Linked DNA regions of Homo sapiens: regions 1, 3 and 4 are each linked to region 2. The links are chromatin loops, found by intact Hi-C in ENCODE. Cell type or tissue: endothelial cell of umbilical vein. All regions are shown on one strand.

Region 1 (5,000 bases), 170 kb before region 2:
TGATTGTTTGCCAGATCTGCTCTGTTGTATAGTTGAAATGGAACTAATTCTAAATAGCAGTGTCTCTCCTTTGTGATAGTAGGGGACTGAGTGGAGAGGCTTGCACTCCCTGGCTTCATAAAGCCATGATGTCTATTGAATAGTTTAGGAGTTAAAGGTGAAAATAGCTGAACACTATTTATTAGAAAAAAAGAGATGGTTTTCTTTTTATTCATTTAAGTGTTCAATTTGCAAGTCAGACTGATAAACCTATAGGAGAAAGTTTTATGAAAATATTAGAATGAATAAATTTTTCTCCCACTCCCCTATAGAGACAGGGGCAGTCTGTGACTCACTGCAGTGTTTTCCTTTCTCCACAGATGTCGGAAAGAACACAATATGCTACGTGGAATTAGAGAAAGAGAACAGATGGCTGAGTACATGGCTTTTTCCACCACTATCAAGCGTGTTGTCTTTCCCCCTCAGCTGCAAAATTACCTCTCTGAAAGTCTCTGCTCTTAATGCTGCACCTTCTCTACCCTTCCTCATTCCTGCCTACCATCCTTTCATCCCTGCTTTAGAAGTGGGCTGACTTCCCCAAGCAAAATTCCCCGGCCTACCTCCCACTCATATGTGGAAGTGAGCTGATTGCATCCCTTGACGGCAAACTGCTTGGATGGTTAGTCCCTTACAGTTATCTACCCCCTGGACAAGCACAAAATGTCAAAACAGAATTTGGAGGATCGGGGACATGAAAGTGGCTCAGTCAAAATCAGGCTGATAGCAGCTACAAAGAGGTTACTGTCAATAACAGGCAACTGTTCTGCTGTCTCCTAAGACTAATCCTGAATTTGGATATGTACATGTTATGCTCAGGGAAAAACACTGTCTAGTTGCCTTATTTCACAAATTAAAAAAAATCTCATGGCCAGGCACGGTAGCTCATGCCTGTAATCCCAACACTTTGGGAGGCCGAGGCAGGTGGATCACCTGAGGTCAGGAGTTCGAGACCAGCCTGACCAACATGGTGAAACCCAGTCTCTACTAAAAATACAAAAATTAGCCAGGAGTGGTGGCAGACGCCTGTAATCCTAGCTACGCAGGAGGCTGAGGCAGGAGTAATCGCTTGCCCCTGGGAGGCAGAAGTTGCAGTGAGCTGCCATTGCACTCCAGCATGGGTGAGAGATCAAGACTCCATCTCAAAAAAACAAACAAACAACAACGAAAAAGAACTGCCTCACTAAAATGTTAGTTCTATTGTACTACCTCCAATGCAAAGACCCAGTTCCTGACCTCACCAGAAGGTAGACCCACAATGTATATTTAGCTATTGATGCTGATGGTTGGTTGTTTTCTTTTGTTTTTTTTAAACCTGATTCTGTGCCTGAAGTGCCTACTAATATTGCTTTGTGTTCTCTACAGCCTTGTTTGTGTGTGTGCGTTTTTTTCTTTAATCCCCTCAAGATTTGAAAATTGGAACTAAACAAGGAAGAAGAAAGTGACAGGCCATTTTTATTATTCTTTCTCAGGGTTCCAATTTTACTGTGAGTTTCTACTTCTTAAAAGATTTTGCATTTCTCCCCTTTGAATGTTACTTCATTTGTTCATTCTCTAAGGAAGGAAGAACAGTATCATAAAAATTATGAATGAATGAAAATGATTTTTTTACGAGTACCATAAAAAATGAATCAAACATGATTCATTTTTGCCCTTTGCCCTTTGCACTGTATCTTGGTCAGTGCCAGTTCTCATGTCATTATAGTAGTTCCTCAGTGAACATGAAATAATACAACATTGTCCATTGGAACCAGTTATATAACACTCGAGATAACAGCAACATTGCGTTTATTAATTTAGTAGAAACAACAGTATTTTACAGTTCCAACATATAAGAGAATGCAGCTGTGTTAAATGACAAAAATCATGTATTCTATTTTGGGCTTCTCAATAACTAAGAAATAGAACTAAAATCCTTTTATTCACTTATTCATCCAACTATGGGCCACATACTGTGCTAGGAGCTGTGGGTACAGAGGTGACCTATACAGACCAGTCTCTCTCTTTGTGGAGCACATAGTGACTAACTGGGCCTTGACAATTCTGGTTAAAATTGACATCCACGAAAGTGTCTACAACTAGGATGGAATCTCTTTCCTAACCCGTTTCTTTCATACTCACTAGGAAAGCAACCTTTCCAATGGATCAGGGTAGATTTATGACTCATTTGCAAAGCAAAAGCAAACAGAATGTAGAAAATGGAAGTCTTACCACTAATAAATATATAGATTGCAGATTCTGTTTCCTTCTTCTTTGAAGTAGGTACAGCTAGATATTTGCAGCTGTAGAAGCCAGTGTGGTTTGCTTGAGCTGTGTTCAAGGTTAAAGTACTGCAGAATTGTTTGCCATTTCTTCCACAGGCAGATTTAGTTATGCTCAGCCTTTCGCTTTCCTTACTCACCATTTCAGGCAAAGACCATTTATGGGCTGCTTCCCCCCTGCAATCACAGATAAGAAAACAAAACATATTTATGGCTGGGCCCTAGGCTCAGCACCAGTTCCTCAGCATTCATTTTATTAGGAAGCGGAGGTCCTCTCTTAAGTGTAGTCATCTTCCTCTTTACGGGAAAGCAACACATTCAGAAAAGCTGTAGAACAATACTCAGAATAAAGATGCAGAACTATTTGGGCATCCCTTCCCCCATTTCCCTGAGTGAGTAATGCTCTCCCTTCCCCATGAATCCCCTTTCATGGGAAGCTGGATGCCTATGGTTTGCACTTTGCAGATCACAGGAGATCACTGAGGTCCCTACCTTTTTACTCTGCCAGGGAATGATTTTGCCTTAGGCATGGCAACTAGATTATTCCCAAACCAACACAGCCACTTACCTGCATTGGAGATGCAGTGTCTGGCCTGCTTGCATGATGTGCTGGGTGCCTTTTAAACTCAGTTCAGGATCTTTTAATTTTGAACCTGAACTAGATCCTGAAAAACAAATTTTTAAAATGTATTATTTGTAAATTGTCTTCTTACCTTTTTTTAAGTTATCTTTCCATGAAGGTGAGTTTTTCATTTTTAATTTATTTACATCTTTAATTTACTTGTATCTTTAATTTATAAGCAAAAGATACACTAATACAAATTTCTCTTAATTCACAAATTTTTTCTAGCTCTACCCTTGCTCATAAATATTATATATCCTTTTATACCAAATGACCTAAATAACATCCAAAAGCCTATTTATGTAGAATGGTAATGGATTCATATAGGTTCAATGAAATTATATTAAAATATATAACTAGTTATAATATTCAAATATGCAATAACTTAGTAAAAACTCTCAAGAATAAATGTCAGTGTCATCCAAAATATATTTTCAATACTGAACTTTTTCCAGTGTGGGTCATCTAGTCCTATAGGCCTGTCTCATCTTTTTTTCTGAATAAAAAGTACAGAAATTTTCCTGGGCTCTGAATTTCATGCAATCATTAGTTGAGCAATGATATTTTTGGCCAATCATTTCCCTTTCTGAACCAGTTTCCTCATTTGGAAAACTAATTATAGAATCAAAATCAGTTTTAGAAGACATTTGGTTTGTCTTACGTAATCTATGAGTTCCCTCTACAATGGTACAGTCAAAAGGGAACTGTTCACACGCTTACGTGACATTCGACAAACATCTCGGAGGATTGTTGTGAGGCAATAAAGTGAGGTGGTGAAAGTGCTTTAAAATCTACACATCTCCATATGATGCAATAATGACATCCATTTTAGTGACTAGCTGTATCACCCTAGACAAGTCATCTCTCTTTCCAGATCTCAGTTATCTTATCTGTAAAAAAGAGATTGGACTAGACGACCTTGAAATCTCTGACCTTCCATTTCTCACAGTCCCAGCCTGATATAGCTTGGATGCTGACCCTCCAATTCTGATGGTGAATTGTAATCCTCAATGTTGGAGGTGGGGCCTGATGGGAGGTGTTTGGGTCGTGGGGGTGGATCCCTCATGCATGGCATGGTGCTGTTGTTTAGATCTGATTATCTGAAAGTGTGTGGCACCTCCCCCCTTCTCTTGTTCCTGCTGCCACCATGTGATACACCTGCTCCTGTTTTGCCTTTGACATGAGTAAGGGCTCCCTGAGGCCTCACTGGAAGGCAAGCAGATGCTAGCACCATGCTTGTACAGCCTGGAGAACTGTGAGTCAATTATACCTCTTAATAAATTACCAAGCCTCAGATATTTCTTTACAGCAATGTAAGAACAGCCTAACAGACAGCCTCATGATTTTTTGAACCATAGGTGCTACAGAGGCTGAGCCTCCCTTGAAGCTATTACTGACCAATCAGAATACTATCACTAAGGATCTCTCTCGCCTCCTTCCTCCCCTCATCCCTCAGTCTCTCTTCTCCTTCTCCCTCTTCTTCACCAGCCTCCTCCTCCTCCCCTCTTCCCAGGCAGCTGCAATGCCTCCGAAAGGCAGGGAATGAGGGGCCCAGGATTAGCGTTCCTTAGGCGGGAATAGAAGTTAGCAGGAGAGAGGAAAGAAATTCTTGGAGGGAGGAAAACTTAGTATTTGGCACCAATCTCAGGGTATAGTTTTCTTTAAAAAATCAGTTTAAACAGTGGAAGCAAAGGTAGAAGCTCTAAGTGAATGGTCATGGAGGGTTTACCATTAGGTCACAGATCTGTGAGATGATGTGTGTGTCAAATACCCTGGTTATGCCCAGCAGTCCTCTCCAGCGTTTCTCTTGGATTTGACTATCTCAAAAACTGGATTCAGTTAGAAGATCTGCGTTTGAGGCTTAGCTTTTCCACCTACTGACTGCATGACCTTGGCATCACTTAATTGGCTGCTCCTCAGGCTCCTCGTGAGTGGAACTGGAAAGCCTACGAGCCACCTCACAGGCAGGGTGTGTGCATTCGGTGCTGTGCTGTGGAAGAGGCTGGCTTGCTGCCTGGCACGTGGCAGATGCCCACTATCACCAACATCTAGGGGAATCACTTCCCCTCCCCCTGCTTCTG
Region 2 (5,000 bases):
ATAGAAGAAGGATTAGATTTCAGAGGGCAGAGCCAGGATAAGTGTGTGCAAATTACAGGGAGGCAGTATTGTACCCCAAATAGGGGGAAAACTGTCTAACGCTTAGGACACTGTTTCTTAAACCTGAGTCATGTACAGACTCCCTAATAGAAAAAATTCTCGCAAATTTCCAGGGTTTACGAATTGTTTTTCTATAACAGTTCTTAGTTATGGACAAACATACAACTAGGTATAAAGTTCTTATGCTTACAGTTATACACATTTACAAATTAAGTTTGTAAACTGAATGTATAAATGTATACATTAAAGACAAGCAAAGCTACAATGTCAACAATATTTAAATAAACAACCTTCTTTTAATGGGAGAGATGATGTTTTGCTGAAGCAAAATCGTCATTCAGAGCATGAATATGGTATCGATGGCTTTTGCCTTGGGCAGTTGTAGACCGCCGTGTGAATTGTGATAACACAAACCAAACACATTTCTTTTTCTGAACCATAGAGAAATCTTCATTTATGAAGTATGCTATAAGGTTACTTTCCTTCACTAAAATTGACATCATGGTTACCTATTAGGACCAATTCTGTTCTTTTTTAATTCACTCCCAATTAAAGTGGATCTACTCTCCTAACACATAAACAAAAATGAGCACTGAAAGATACCTTCTGGTAGCCCTCAGATAAAAAGTGATTACTACATTCGCCAAAACTCATAGAAAATACAATCAGGGTGAACCCTAATGGGAAGGCTGAACTTTAGTTAATGATGTTGTATCAATTTTGGCTCACCAATTGTGACAAATGTACAACACTAATGTCAGATGCTAAAAGTAGAAGAAATTGGAAGCCAGGCATAGTAGCGTGCACCTGTAGTCCTAGTTACTCAGGAGGCTGAGGCAGGAGGATTGCTTAAGCCCAGGAATTTGAGGCTGGAGTGTGAACTGCCACTGCACTCCAGCCTAGGCAACGTGTTAAGACCTCATGTCTAAAAAGGAAAAAAAAAAGTGTGGGGGAGAGGAAATTAGGGATGGAGGGCCAGGGGGTATATGAGAATTCTCTGTGCTTTTTGTTCAATGTCTCTGTAAACCTAAAACCGCTCAGGAAAAGAAGAAGTCTACTAATTTTTAAGAAAGTGGTCACCATAAAGTTCTTATGTATTAGTTCTTTTTAGATTATTGTCCACATGAAAAGACAACTATTTCTAGATCTTGTATGAAACTCTTGTACCTCCAAGAATAATTCTATATATCTCAGGGTCTGTACCGTAGTTTTTAAAAATGCTGAAATTGAGAGTTCAAGAATGGAACGAAGTATTCTAAAAAGTCGTTAGAACTTCTTTACTCAAAGTGTTTCAGAAAATGCCTAGAAGGTCATCTTTTAGAGAAGTTCTTCTAGGGATTTTTGCTTTTGGAGAGAGGTCAGAGCACAGGATCTCTAATTCCAAGATTATATAATTCTACTTGGTGTTTTTTTTTTAAGATTTAGCTTTGAATTCATTTGCTTTTACTGCTACTTTTCACAGACTGTGCAATGGCCCAATGTCAGAACCATGAGGTGATGAAATTTGTAGCTTTCTAAGGTTTTTCTTATTCCCACAATCCTGTTCAAATAGCAACAATTTCATTTAGGCCAAACCAATTGCTAATTTTTGGTCCTGGGAAAGGATAACTAATAAACCTCACATCATTCCAGTGAACCCAGATTGCATTCCTTTCTGATGGCTTATCACATTGCACTCTGGGTTAAATGCCATAGTTATAGCTCCATTTACATATTTGGGTAATCCATTTTCTAAGTGTTCTCTTAAAGAAAACCTAGAAAACGTTTCTATTTCTTTATTCCCTTTGGAAAATATTTCCTTGCAGGAATCTAAGGCTAGAATTGAATCTGTAAAAGGACTCTTGTAATTCTATACTTTTTAAAACCACTGTTTGAATTTTGTTGAATTCACATACGTGCATTTTCGTTTAGTTTTAGCAGACAACACTGCCATGATAGGAGTTGTAACGTCATAGGCATTGAGTAGGTCAAATCTTTTGGCACTGGGTCTAAAGATTTGATTCCTCCAATTGGGGTGGTATTGCTGAACTGCGGTAGAACTGTTTTCCATTAGAAAGTAAAGAAGCTGGGTCCTCGTCATAAATGTGGGTAGCTGAGGGAGGAGTACAGTCACGTTTTCTGATTTTCAGCCTGTCTTTCTCTGCTAGGCAGCATTCGCCCCCTGTCCCATTACATCAGACCACTCACGATTCTGACCTGGAACTTCCAGAAAGAATGGCTGGCTTGGAGGCATGGCTTCTTATCACCACCCACTGTCTGCTCCAAGAACTGCAGGAGCATTTCAAAACCACCAGGGCAGGTGACTCTCCCAACCGCAGAAAGAGGAAATGTACTAGAATAGAAAGAAAGAATAAAACGGAAGAACAAATGAGCATCTGAGGAATACACCTGAAAAATGAATCACCAAGGGAAACCCGTTTCTATCTTTATTTTGATGTTTCCAAAAGGAAACCCGTATTTATAAAAGATCACAACCAAAGTTCAATAGTCTGAAATGAGATGATATTTTCAATATAAAAACAGGATCTACTCATTTTTCTCAATTCATATTAAAAACAGTTGTTTGATAGCATTCCCATGGAGACATGTAAATTTATTTATTTTTTCTAATTGTTATCCCAGTGTGCTCCTGTTTGAAAGCTATTACAAAATTAGGCCGGGCACGGTGGCTCACGCCTGTAATCCCAACACTTTGGGAGGCTAAGGCAGGAGGGTCGCTTGAGCCCAGGGGTTCAAGACCAGCCTGGGCAACATGGCAAAATCATGTCTTTACAAAAAATACAAAAAAAAAAAAAAATGAGCCGGGTGTGGAGGCACATGCCTATATTCCCAGCTACTTGGGAGGCTGAGGCGGGAGGATCACTTGAGCCTAGGAATTCAAGGTTGCAGTAAGCCATGATTGTACCACTGCACTACAGCTTGGACAACAGAGTGAGACCTTGTCTCAAAATAAATAAATAAATAAATTAATTAATTAAGCTATGACAAGGTTAGCATCAATATATTTTTGAAAATAGTAGCAGTCTGAATACAGACAAAACACGCCTCCTTGATTTGAGATTCTGCTTCTTTTTCCACTTTACTGTTAATTCCTTTTTTTTTTTTTTTTTTCATACTTTCACCAGTTTCAGGAAAGGGTGGGTTAGAGTCAGGGGCTTCCTGAAGCTTTTCAGAACAAGAATTCTAATGAAGCAGTGTGTTCAGAGGGGGGTCCCCTGAGAATCATGTTTTGGAACATACCGACCTCATGTGGTATTATCTTTGCTACACTTTGCAGTTTCGTGTGAAACTTATTTTTGGTCTTTAACAAAGCATGTCCATGTTTATCTTAAATGCTGAAAAAGTTTAATAGTTTAAAACAAAACTTTTTAAAATAATTAAATATACAATGAATGCTGAAACATAAAAGTCAGACAGAATGTTACCTTAACAAGAAAGGGCTTCCTAAAGATCAAAAGATTGCTGTTTGTTTTATTTGCTAAAGACAAATAGCAAGTACTTTCACTTTAGGGGATTCAGATTGCTATTGAAGGAGCCTAGGCATTTTTGTTGCCCCACCCCCACCTAGATAAAGGCTTCCTCTACCTCATTCATAGAGTGGGAAACTTGCTTATTGATACTAAAAACATTGACTGCGCATTTAGAAAAATGGAATGCTGACATTTGATTAAAGATAGTATAGGATTCAAGCCAATGGCATTTCTGACCATGTCTTTCAGTCTTACTTAAAATTAGAGGGGAAATAGACACTACCTTGGGTTTTGCCTTATTCTGTGTACGGGTAGTAAGTAATTAGTGCAGCACTGAGCGGGAATGAATTATACTGAGTGCCAGTGCTACCAAGTTCCACCCCCTCTCATGTTGAGTGGGATTTGTTTGTTTTAATTTTTTGTAGAGACAGGGTCTCACTATGTTGATCAGGCTAGTCTCAAACTCTTGGCCTCAAGCAGTCCCCCTGCCTTGGCCTCCCAAAGTGCTGGGATTACAGGCATGAGCCACCACACCCAGGCTTAAGCTGATTTTAATGCCACCTTTAATAAAGAAGAGAAGAAACAGGCTTTTCAAGAATAAAAGCTCTCTTTCCCTCTAAATATTTCCAGATTTGGGTTTTTTTTTTTTTTAAAGTCAGTGATATTAATTAAGTCAGTGATGGACTGCTATGTCAGAATAGGACAAGATGAAAATGTACCCTCAGTCCAATCTAATCTGCAGTGGCCTATAAGAGATGGGTTTGTATAATGGTGGTCCCTTTCTTTACGGGGCTGTTTGCATAAAGCAAAGCAACTTTGGATGATGTAATATCTGGTCATTTCCATCTACAGCTATCATATGGGCCCTATATAGTCCTGCAAAGAGAAATAACAGTTCTTGTCTTGTGCTACCTCGAAATAGCTTCAAAATGTTTGCTGTTTTTTATAAAAACTTCAACAAATATTTATTTTGCACATGGCTAGATCATGATTTCTGGTTTTTGTTTTGTTTTCACCTCATCGTTTGTGGGTTCTCTACCCAGGCAGTATAGTAAAGTTTTTAAGAGCTTGAGCTCTAGAATCAGATAAACTGACTCTCACTTACTTATGTGATCTGAGCAGATTAATGAAGCTTTGTAAGCCTAATTTGCTCATTTGCAAAATGGCAAATATTAGTAGTCCTTCACTTGAAAGGTTGTTGTGAGGATTGAACATGTGTAAGGAGCTCGGCACAGGACTCAGATAGAATCCATCAAATAATAACTTGTTATAATAAAAAAGGACATATGTCCAAGTCCTTAAATCAATTACAAGGAACCTAAAAGACTTTCTGCAGCAGTTGAGGGAAATCAAACACCACTTCTCTTTTCAACTCGCTTCCTTTCTGTTATCAGCTCATGGGATTACATGGCTGTTCTCACCAGCATGCATGTTTGTAAGCAGTCTACAGCTCATGTTGTGAGGGCAAAA
Region 3 (5,000 bases), 110 kb before region 2:
AAATAAGAGTTGATGATAGGGGAAGTTCACTCCTGAATATCTTCCTCCACTATTCATTGGTTTGGGATTGCAACCTGCCTTTGCCCATTGCTGTCATTCTTCAGAGGTAGATGTTTGCAAAAATGTCCAGAGCAGCTGGACCTCAAATCTAAAATTGCTGTAGTAGAAGACTCTCCTCCACTGATCCCTTGAAGCACATCCATGGAATGCCATTGGAAAACTGCCACTGGAGGGCATTAGACATCATTTAATTTGCTCCATGATGACTTTTGACCTCTGAATTCATTTCACATGGATGACCAGGCTAGTCCCATCGTCACCCTCAGACACTTATTTGTCTATTTCTAGGGGCAGAAAACAGTGCAAGCCTTGCAGATATAAGGCGATCCTTTAAGGGGCTCGCAATCTAGTTGGGACACATATATAAAAAGATAACAACTACAGTAGGTTCCAATCAAAGTAGCACATTATATGTAAAAGCCACAGCAACACAGCTCTCAGGGGCAGCAAGCATTTTGCAAAAACAGAGAGAACTCTCCCAAGAAGGTGAACTCACAATATCACAGGGTCTTATACACTCTGCTGCCCTAACTCTCACTTCATCTTGGCTAAGCATAGGAGTGAACTACATTTTTCATTATTAAAGATATGTATTAAACAATTAGGATATGCCCAATTTATACTATTTAGGGATTGTTCCACTTCGTTTTCCCCAAATCTATTTCTACAGACCAGGAGCTATAATTTTTTCCCCTAAGCTTATAAATAAAATAACGCCGGGTGCGGTTGCTCATGCCTGTAATCCCAGCACTTTGGGAGGCTGAGGTGGGCGGATTACCTGAGGTCAGGAGTTCGAGACCAGCCTGACCAACATGGAGAAACCCCATCTGTACTAAAAATATAAAATTAGCCGGGTGTGGTGGCGCATGCCTGTAATCCCAGCTACTGGGGAGGCTGAGGCAGGATAATTGCTTGAACCCAGAAGGTGGAGGTTGCGATGAGCAGAGATGGTGCCATTGCACTCCAGCCTGGGCAACAAGAGCTAAACTCCATTTCAATAAATAAATAAATATAAATAACATGATTACATGTAAACAAAAAATAGAATATGATCATTTATTCATTCATTCATCCGTTCAAGAAGCACTAAGTGGCCTTGGCTTTTACTGCTGGCTTGACTCAGCTCTGTTGGGCAAAGGGCAGAGGACTAAGCAACTGGGAGTGAAGCAATTAGAGGATGATTTTCACATTATAAAGAGTCCCAGAGGGTTCCTTTTAGTGTGCTTCCCCAGGGGATTTAAATATTTAAATATTGTTATACAGATCCTTAAGTCTTGCAGCTGGGGAAGATGGGAAGGACAGCTGAGGGTGGTCAGGCAAAAAGCAAAGATTTAAATCTGAAGGGTCAGAGGCCACTGCTAAGAACTGATCTCTAATTCCAATACTAGTTATGCCCTACCAATATATAGCTTAGAAAGTCCGCAAAGCACTTCTTCGACCTTCTCTCTTTTGGTAGTCATGATGATAAACTCTAAACTTGAAGGTTTAAAATGTGATGGGAAGTAACATTTTCCAAAATTGAAATCACACAAAATGTTTGAAGAGTTTGTCTGTGGCAAAAAGAGATTAACGAGAAGGACAGCGTATCTATGACAGATTTCACACATAGCTTCCATTTTCTTTCTCATCGAGGGTGGGGTGGGGAGCGTGGGATGGTGGTGGTATTGCAGTTACTAAACACATATTGTATGTGTGTAGCATGTTTGTGTGTACACACATGTGGTACATATAAAACAGTGTGCATGTCATATATACATGCAAATTCTGTGTGTATGCTCAACAGTCAGATGATAGTGTTCCCAGCGTGCAAACGGGAACAAGATATGGTGGTAGGGGTGTCCAGGAGAGGCAAGAATGTCTACATATTTCATATACATTTATAGCGATACAGAACCTACTATGTGAAATGCCCAGGCCTCTAAGCCCAGAAAATGCAGAAACAAAATAGACCTTTCCCTGCCTCTCCGAGTTTGCAATCTAGTGCTCTTCCACTAGAGCACCCAGGACACTATATGCAGCAATTCAGGGCAGAATGATACCAATACCAAAATAGAAGTACTTAGTGGAATAGGAGAATATTAACTAGTAGTTTTGTGGGGCCAAATGTTGTTCAGACTTGTAAATGTGAGGACGACCTAGACAAGTCAGCCCATTGCCCAAGCTTGGCATGCTCTGAGCAGACAGCTAGCAGCTGCAGAGGTAGGGGTTTCTGGGCAGTCGGGAGCCCCTTCTGCCAAGTTCCCCTTCCCAACAGATCGAGAGCTCGGAGGCTTGGCACGGTCGGTCCCGATGGCCCCAGCGGGAGGGTCACGGTTGAGACAGCAGCCCCATCTCATTGTTTAAGGCCGGGGCTTCCTCTTTTGGCGGAGCGGGAGCGGGAGCGGGAGCTGAGCGGGAAGGGGACGGACGCCGCGGGAGCCTTCGGGATGTCTATTGCTGCCGCTCCCTCCCCTCGCCGGGAGCTTGGGTTTCCCGGGGTGTGTGCGGATTCTCAATAAAAAGGGAAAAGCACGATCCAAGTTAATTTTCCAGCGCCGACAGGAAATGCTGTTTCCTGCATCGTACAACGCTGGTGCCAACAAGACTGACACAGGAGCCCATTGTCCCGCGAACAATGTGGCGATGGGGAAGGACGCCTGAGAAAACAGACCCCGGCCCCGTGAGCGCGTTTGTTTGATCCTTCCCCATAGGGTTGTGTGAGGTGTGTGTCTGTGTGGGTGGGTGTATTTGTGCATGTGTGGTGTACGTCTGTGTGTGAGATTGTGTGTTGGGGGTGTGTGTATATGTGTGGTGTGTGTGGGAGTGTGTCTATGTGTGTCTCCGTAGTATGTGTATCTGTGTGGGTAGGTATGTGCATGTGTGGTGTGTGTGTGTGGAGAGTGTGTATGTGTGTGTGTCTCTGTGGTGTGTGTGTCTGTGTGTGTCTGCATGTGTGTCTCTGTAGTGTGTTTGTGTCTGTGTGAGTAGGTGTGTTTGTGCATGAGTGGTGTGTGTGTGGTGTGTGTGCGTGTGTGTATGAGTGCGTGAGTGTATGAGTGCGTGAGTGTGAAAGTGTGTGTGTGTGTGTGTGAGGCTGAATAGGCTGGTAAAGGCAGGGCACTGTCCCTTCCTGCCCTGCCTCTGCTCCCCTGGCGGGCTCCCAAAGTGGCAAAAGAGACCTAGCTGTCTAAAACGTTCAAAAGAAAAAAGAGAAAGAAAAAGAAAGGGGGAAACGGGGGAAAAGAAAAGCATGGAACAGAAGAGGAAATTTTTTAAAAGAAAGGAGAAGGGAAAGGGAAAAGAAAATAAAATCTCCCCAAAGTCTCCCCAGAGGCTCGTTTCGAACCCGCAGCTAGCCAAGGGCAAATGCATACTCGAAAGTGCCACGCCTCTCGTCCACCCTGCGCCGCGTCCAGTCCACCCCCTTCATCCCGCGCCCCATGTCCACCCGCCCGCTGTCCACCCTGCGCCCCATGTCCATGCGCCCCCTGTCCACCCGCTCACTGTCCAACCCGCGCCCCATGTCCACCCGCCTGCTGCCCACCCCGCGCCCCCAGTGCACCCGCCCAGCCCCGAGCGCCCGCGGAGCCGAGTGGAGAGCAGCGGCCGCAGCGCGGCGCCAGGCTCGGGCTGGGCTGGCCGGCGCGAACCCCCGGGGGCGTCTGGGCGGCCAGGCCGGGTGGCGGCTGCGCACGTAGGAGTACCCCCTGAGCCCAGCCGCTCGGCCGGCCTGACCCGCGGGTGACCGGATACGAGTAACGCGTGCGCCCCGATCTGTGCCCTGCGCGGGGTCGGGCGGGGACCGGCCGGGGGCGCCGCGCGCCCGGTCGGGTTGACTGTCGGGGGCGATTTCCGCGGGGCAAGGCGGGGGCGCGGGAGCAGCGCGCAGCTGCGGGGCCATTCCACCTGAGCGCCCTGAGGTCAGGGCCGGGGCCTGAGGACACGGCGCTGGGCTCCGGGGGACGCGGGTTCACGCCGGCGCCCGAGCGCCACCTCCCCGCCCTCCGCCGGCTCACGTAGTCCCGGGGTTCGGTACGTGAAGTGCCGGCGCGAGGCTGCTCAGGCCACCGCATGGGCCGGGCGATAAACAATCGCACAGGATACACAACACCCTGGACTGTCACAAGCCCCTCGCAGGAAAAGATAAATAACATCTGAGGCGCTGCGGCGCGGCTTCCCCGGGCTGAACAAAAACTAGGAGGTGGGGGGCGGTGGGGCGAAGTAAACAACAGAACCGAAGAATTGCCGCACGGAGCCTGGGCCGGCGGAGAAAATCAGATGCAGTCTCCTTCCCTTTGGTGACTATCCGTGGGGGTTTCTCCCGGTGGAAATGAGCGACACACACACCACACCACACACTACGTTCAAACTTTGTCCTTGAAAGCGATAGGCAGCTGCCTCTCTGGGTAAGAGGCGCATTTCCCCAGCACTGCAGGAAACCTTTTGGAGACCAAGTGGCTTTTCTGGACGAGGAGGCTGCAGAATTTTCCGAGGATACAACTTTTTCCCAAAGGTTTGCTCCTTGGGATTAGAGCAGGCAGCGACCCAAACCACCCTTACACCCGTGGTTTCATGTCAATTTCTAATATAAAGGAAATCTCTACCCCTGTTTAAAAAGAAGGGGAGGAGCACCAAAATCCAAACCAGAGAACTACAGATACTCCATGGGCACAATAAAATGTCTGTTAACAATACATACGGGCTGTAGTGGTTCACGCTTGTAATCCCATGCTTTAGAAGGCAGAGGCAAGAGGATCGCTTGAGGCCAGGAGTTTGAGACCAGCCTGGGCAACACAGCAAGACCCCATCTCCACACAAAAAAATTAAAAATTAGCGGAGCGTGGTGGCACATGCCTGTAGTTCCTGCTAGTCTGGAGGCTGAGGTGGGAGGACTGCTTGAGCCCAGGAATTCGAGGCTGCAGTGAGCTATGGTCGTGCCACTGCACTCCAGTCTGGGCAAC
Region 4 (5,000 bases), 160 kb before region 2:
GGAAGGAAGGAAGGAAGGAAGGAAGGAAGGAAGGAAAGAAAGAAAGAAAGAAAGAAAGAAAGAAAGAAAGAAAGAAAGAAAGAAAGAAAGAAAGGAAGAAAGAAAGAAAGAAAGAAAGAACCCAATGTCCATCATCTGATGAATGGGTAAATAAAATATGGCAGATCCTTACAATGTGGTATTATTTGGCAATAAAAAGGAATGCTGATATGTGCTGCCACATAGATGATCTTGAAAACATTATGCTGGCCCACAGAGAAAACGTCATGTAAGCACACAAGGAGAAAGCAGCTATTTGCAAGCCACAGAGAGATGCCTCAGGAGAAACCAGACCTGCCAGCACCTTGATCTCCTTGATCTCAAGCTTCCAGCTTCCAGAATTATGAGAAAATAAATTCCTCTAGTTTTATTGTTAAAAAACAAAAAACAGGCCGGGCATGGTGGCTTATGCCTGTAATCCCAGCATTTTAGGAGGCTGAGGCAGCTGTATCACCTGAGGTCAGGAGTTCGAGACCAGTTTGAACAACATGGTGAAATCCTGTCTTTACCAAAAATACAAAAATTAGCCAGGTGTGGTGGCATGCACCTGTAATCCCAGCTACCTGGGAGGCTGAGGCATGAGAATCACTTGAACCTGGAGGAGGAGATTTCAGTGAGCTGAGATTGCACCACTGCACTCCAGCCCTGGGCGACAGAAACTCTGTCTCAAAAACAAAACAAAACAAAACAAAACAACCACAGACACACACACACACACACACACACACACACACACACACAAACCCCACAAATCATTGTGCTAAGTAAAAGAAGCCAGTCACAAATGGCCACATATTGTATGATTCCATTTATATGAAATGTTCAGAGCAGGCAAATCCTGGAGACAGGAAGGTAGATTAGTGGTTGCCAGGGCTTGCGGGGAGGGGATGGAGGGTGACTGATAATCAGTATTGGGTTTCTTTTGGGGGTGATGAAAATGTTCTAAAATTAGATTAATGGTGATGGTTGCACAACTCTTGAATGGACCAAAAACCACTGAATTATATACTTTAATATTCTTGTCTCTTACAGTCATATTTTGGGGTGTCATATTCTGGTCTCCTATAGTATGTGAGATTTACCTCAATAAAGCTGCTATTTTTAAAAACCCAGCAACTGATGACTAAAGTAATCACAGAGTTATGTTGAAGGCCTAGAATATCCAGTTATTTTGAAATTTGTTGCCACATATTACCCCATCAGTGTGAGATTTTACACTAGTTGTTTTTCCAGCTTAAAACTTTAGAAGGCTGATTTTAGAGACCTAATTTTCCCTTAATGTTCTGTAACATCACTACCTAATAGTAGAAGTTTACAAACATGTTGCAAAAAACTTGCTGTTCCCTCCCCCGTTACAATCTTTTCAATTTAATTTAGTGTTAGTTTTAAATCACTCCTAATTGCATATTTTGAATTTTCCCTATTTAAATGGAAATTTTTAACAAATTATGTCACTAGGACTCTGAATAAATCTGGTGTTTCCTTTTATATCAATTTTTTATTTCTAATTTATTTGTTTTTAACTTAAAGCTCTGTATATTCCGTTTATTTGAAATGAAATGCATCTGTCTTTGATTTTGCATACTGTGTTTTCAGTAGTACATAATCCTGAATGATAAATGGCCTCTTTATCTAAATAGAGATCCCTAAGTATCATGTTTCTAAAATTTGAATTTAAGATCATGAGCCTTTTACAAAGGTTGTTCGAGGTTAATTAAGCATAATTCACAATAAGAGAAAATATTCTTTCCTTAAGATGTAGCTTATTAAAGGCCGAAATCTCATAGACTAAATCTCATAGAATCTTTGGGGTTGGTGGCAAGGATGGGAGAAGGGTTAAGAATGCAATTGCAAATTTCCGGACGCTACCAACATTTTTATTTGCGATGCTTATTCTTATAGGGCTCTGAAACTTAATAAAAAAAAGTTAACTCTTAGTTCTTAACCTCTGTGTCATATCTCTATCCAAGTATTTATCAGATAATATGAAGTGGGCATTATAAGTGAATGCCTAGATTAAAGTAACCACATTAAATGGAGACTACACTACCAGCTATGCTGACAGGGCCCATGCTTTGATGAAGAGCATTATAATGTCCCATCTCCTCTCACTTCCAGAATGATGGAGAAAGGCCAGAGAGTTCATATTCCATCCACCAACAGACTAAATAGAAGATGTGAAAGTCATGGGGATTCGTATGAACTGAAAGCATATTTTTTCAGTCCCACAGTTAGCAATGATACTAATTTTTAAAATGTCAGGTTTGTCTTCCAAAACAATTGGCCTTAAATCAAGAAAGAATGTAAAGAAATGAAAGAATGTGCACATAAATACACACACACATGCACACACACACACACGCTTGCTGACACGCATGCATACACTTTTCTCTCCATGAGAACGTCAAGTTTGTTTGAGTGGTGGTGGGGAGGTTGATGTAGAACTAGAAGAGGTTTTTGGTGTGTGCTTTAATTACATTTTTCATTCAGCTTAGGCTCAGGGAAAGCTCTTTCTAGGCGGGGATTTAGAAATTGACTTGAATGTGGCAAGAGTATGAAGCTGTGACTCACTGCTGACTAATCCCTTATGCAGATAAGATTATTTGTGACTTTTACATGGGCAACTTTACAAATATGTAATATTTTATTTTAGAGTAATTGTGTTATTGGTCTTTAAGGTCCACAATAGGACTGAATGTTTAGGCAGCTGCTGTCCAGCAACATTATATTTAGTTTGTAGAAAGTTTCTAATCCTAGGAACCTGCTTTTTCCTTTAAATCTTTATAGTATATTAAACGCACTATTTTACCACACTGATTTCTTGCTTTAGAGGTTTTGCCATTCTAAGTAATCCTCAAACTATTAGATTCAATATGTGAAGTCTCTGATCTCAAAGTCTGAATAGAAAATTCAAAATAGTCACGTATATAGCATTTATGTCTTGAATCCAGGTGTCAAAAAATAAATCAAGAAATTACCTAAATGTTTAACACCAGCAACTGGAATTGGCACTTCTCCGCAATTATGTTCATTTCAATAATTCTGCTCTGGTTTGTTCATTTTAAGGCTGTCTTACAATTCATATTTTAATTGTCTGTCAATGAAACTCATAGATAGGTTTTGTAGCTCTTGGCACAAAAGACATCACAGTGTTAGCCACTGAAGTGGCCAAAGTCTAAAATCATCAAAACTTGGACAGTTTTCATCCCATCCATACATGGGTCATTGACTTTACTCATTTTTCCTTAAGCTTCAGAAAAGTTATTTACACGGAAAAAAATCTGTGTGGTTTAAAATGTTTACCAGGAAAAAATGCTCTAATAACGTCAACATTCCTACTGTCTATGTTTATGAGGGAAACATGTCTTCCGCATGCCTCTCTGAGCTTTTTACTTGACACTGCCTTCTTTGAGGGTCACAGTTTAACAGGGCACATTCATTGATCATTAGGCCTGTCACCAGGCTACCATCAGGGACCTACCCTTCCAATGACCTATAGCCATGCACAACTCCTTTTCATGTGACATCAGAGTTAATTAAGGTTGGTTTGGGAGAAATCTCCTGCTGACCAAGGAGTTACCTTTTCCCAAAAAATGCTCTACTCCTACACCGCTGGTCTGTTATTAAATGAGTTCAAAAACCACCTCCATAGAGCTGTCTAACAATATGTCATTTCAGTTTACCATACGATGTCATGAAAGTTATCTGAGCTGCCTAGGGCAAAGGTCAAGATCTGGTTGACAGGGCACGAGACATAACTCGTAAAATACTCGGTAGAGAAGTCTGGTAGACCTTCGTCTGGTTATGCAAATGGACACGAACAGAGAAAACACTCTTTACACCCTAAAAATGCATACAGGAACGTTTTGTCTGTTAGGAAGGGCTTGGACACATCTCTGTTTTCTCTATCAGTGGCAGGACACTTTTACATTTGAAGCATACTCCCCACGGGCTTATGTTCTTATCCAATGTCACTGTTTAGAGGTCTGAGAGGAAACTGAGCTCTGACGTCACGTCTTATAGAATGGATCATAATTGCCAGTAGTGTTATGCTACTCAGAAGTTGTTTCAGGCTGAAATATACACATTTTCAGATTGTGAACACCTGGAAGAGACATGACAACTGATTGCTCAGTGGAGATGCCATTTCAATAAACACACTCAATGTATGTGAGACTAAATATACAGGTGGCTTAGTGAAAGTAACTGAGTTTTTAAATTAGTTTGTTAATTTTTTATCAATTTGTGCATCCTCTTTAGAATCATAGTGTCTGATCAGTGACAAAATGCTTTTAGCTGCAAGAGCATTTGCATAGAGTTGTATTATTAAGACTAGTAGTACTAATAACATGCTTGAACTGCCTTAACTTTAGATTTCTAATCTCTAAATTATTTAGGATTGCAAATTTCAGTTCTGCCAAAGGCATCCTCCGTGTTCTCTTTAAATAAACAATTACCAGTTTGGAAGCATAGCATGGAATGCATGTGACTCGCAATCTAAAATGGAAAGTTTTCTGTTTTACATAGCATCAGGATTACAGTTTGGTCTATGTCCAGATATTTTACCAAATACTCTGCTTTCATTACTGTTCAGTGTCAAAGTTCCAGGCATCTATAGAGATGATGACAGCATGTTTCAATGTTATGGATTTGTCATTTATGTGGATCCCTGTGGGTTCCCTTAGAAGGAAAGTCTCACAGAAAAGATCTGGGAGATATTTGATCAATTCCGTATAGGAGCTTGCCATGTAACAGTTTAAGTATAAAAGCGGGAATTGGAACTTTTAAATTTTATTCAACTACGTCTTATAACCTGTCATGTGACATAATCTTCAGATCCACACACAGTTCCTTCTGGAAAAAAATGAATATGTCATGGAGCTGTAATGTGATGCTGTTAAACTACCATAAAATGCATATTGTTCCAGTTTCTATTTTGATTCCCAAATAGTGCCTTCACA

The links. Hi-C counts contacts between places; a loop is a spot of excess contacts. Peaks named below come from ENCODE experiments on the same cell type or tissue, not always from the same donor. Only the 100,000 strongest peaks of a DNase experiment are listed, where the experiment ranks them.
Region 1: it touches region 2 in a loop (4-fold over the local background); 3 of 110 quality-filtered maps call a loop at or near these places.
Region 3: it touches region 2 in a loop (4-fold over the local background); 38 of 110 quality-filtered maps call a loop at or near these places.
Region 4: it touches region 2 in a loop (6-fold over the local background); 9 of 110 quality-filtered maps call a loop at or near these places.

What each region holds. Positions count from the first base shown.
Region 1 is chr13:28,464,656-28,469,655 of GRCh38, forward strand. FLT1 (fms related receptor tyrosine kinase 1) reads right to left here. Exons shown (of 30, transcript NM_002019.4): 2 at 2,866-2,962; 3 at 2,248-2,474. Among named protein-coding and RNA genes, the nearest start is that of FLT1, 28 kb to the right of the region's middle. RefSeq lists a silencer at 2,612-2,843. In endothelial cell of umbilical vein, no CTCF peak of the experiment used is centred here; DNase peaks (open chromatin) are centred at 386, 1,706 and 2,556; H3K27ac peaks cover 3,073 bases.
Region 2 is chr13:28,634,595-28,639,594 of GRCh38, forward strand. No RefSeq gene overlaps it. Among named protein-coding and RNA genes, the nearest start is that of POMP, 22 kb to the right of the region's middle. In endothelial cell of umbilical vein, a CTCF peak has its summit at 2,315; a DNase peak (open chromatin) is centred at 2,297.
Region 3 is chr13:28,528,812-28,533,811 of GRCh38, forward strand. It overlaps LOC124903142 (a long non-coding RNA gene), which reads left to right and starts at 2,529. Exons shown (of 2, transcript XR_007063737.1): 1 at 2,529-2,719. RefSeq lists silencers at 2,261-2,555, 3,618-3,987, 4,038-4,187. In endothelial cell of umbilical vein, no CTCF peak of the experiment used is centred here; DNase peaks (open chromatin) are centred at 2,710 and 4,140; H3K4me3 peaks cover 2,155 bases; H3K27ac peaks cover 2,016 bases.
Region 4 is chr13:28,473,745-28,478,744 of GRCh38, forward strand. All of the region lies in intron 1 of FLT1 (fms related receptor tyrosine kinase 1), which reads right to left. Among named protein-coding and RNA genes, the nearest start is that of FLT1, 19 kb to the right of the region's middle. In endothelial cell of umbilical vein, no CTCF peak of the experiment used is centred here; a DNase peak (open chromatin) is centred at 2,627; H3K27ac peaks cover 1,534 bases.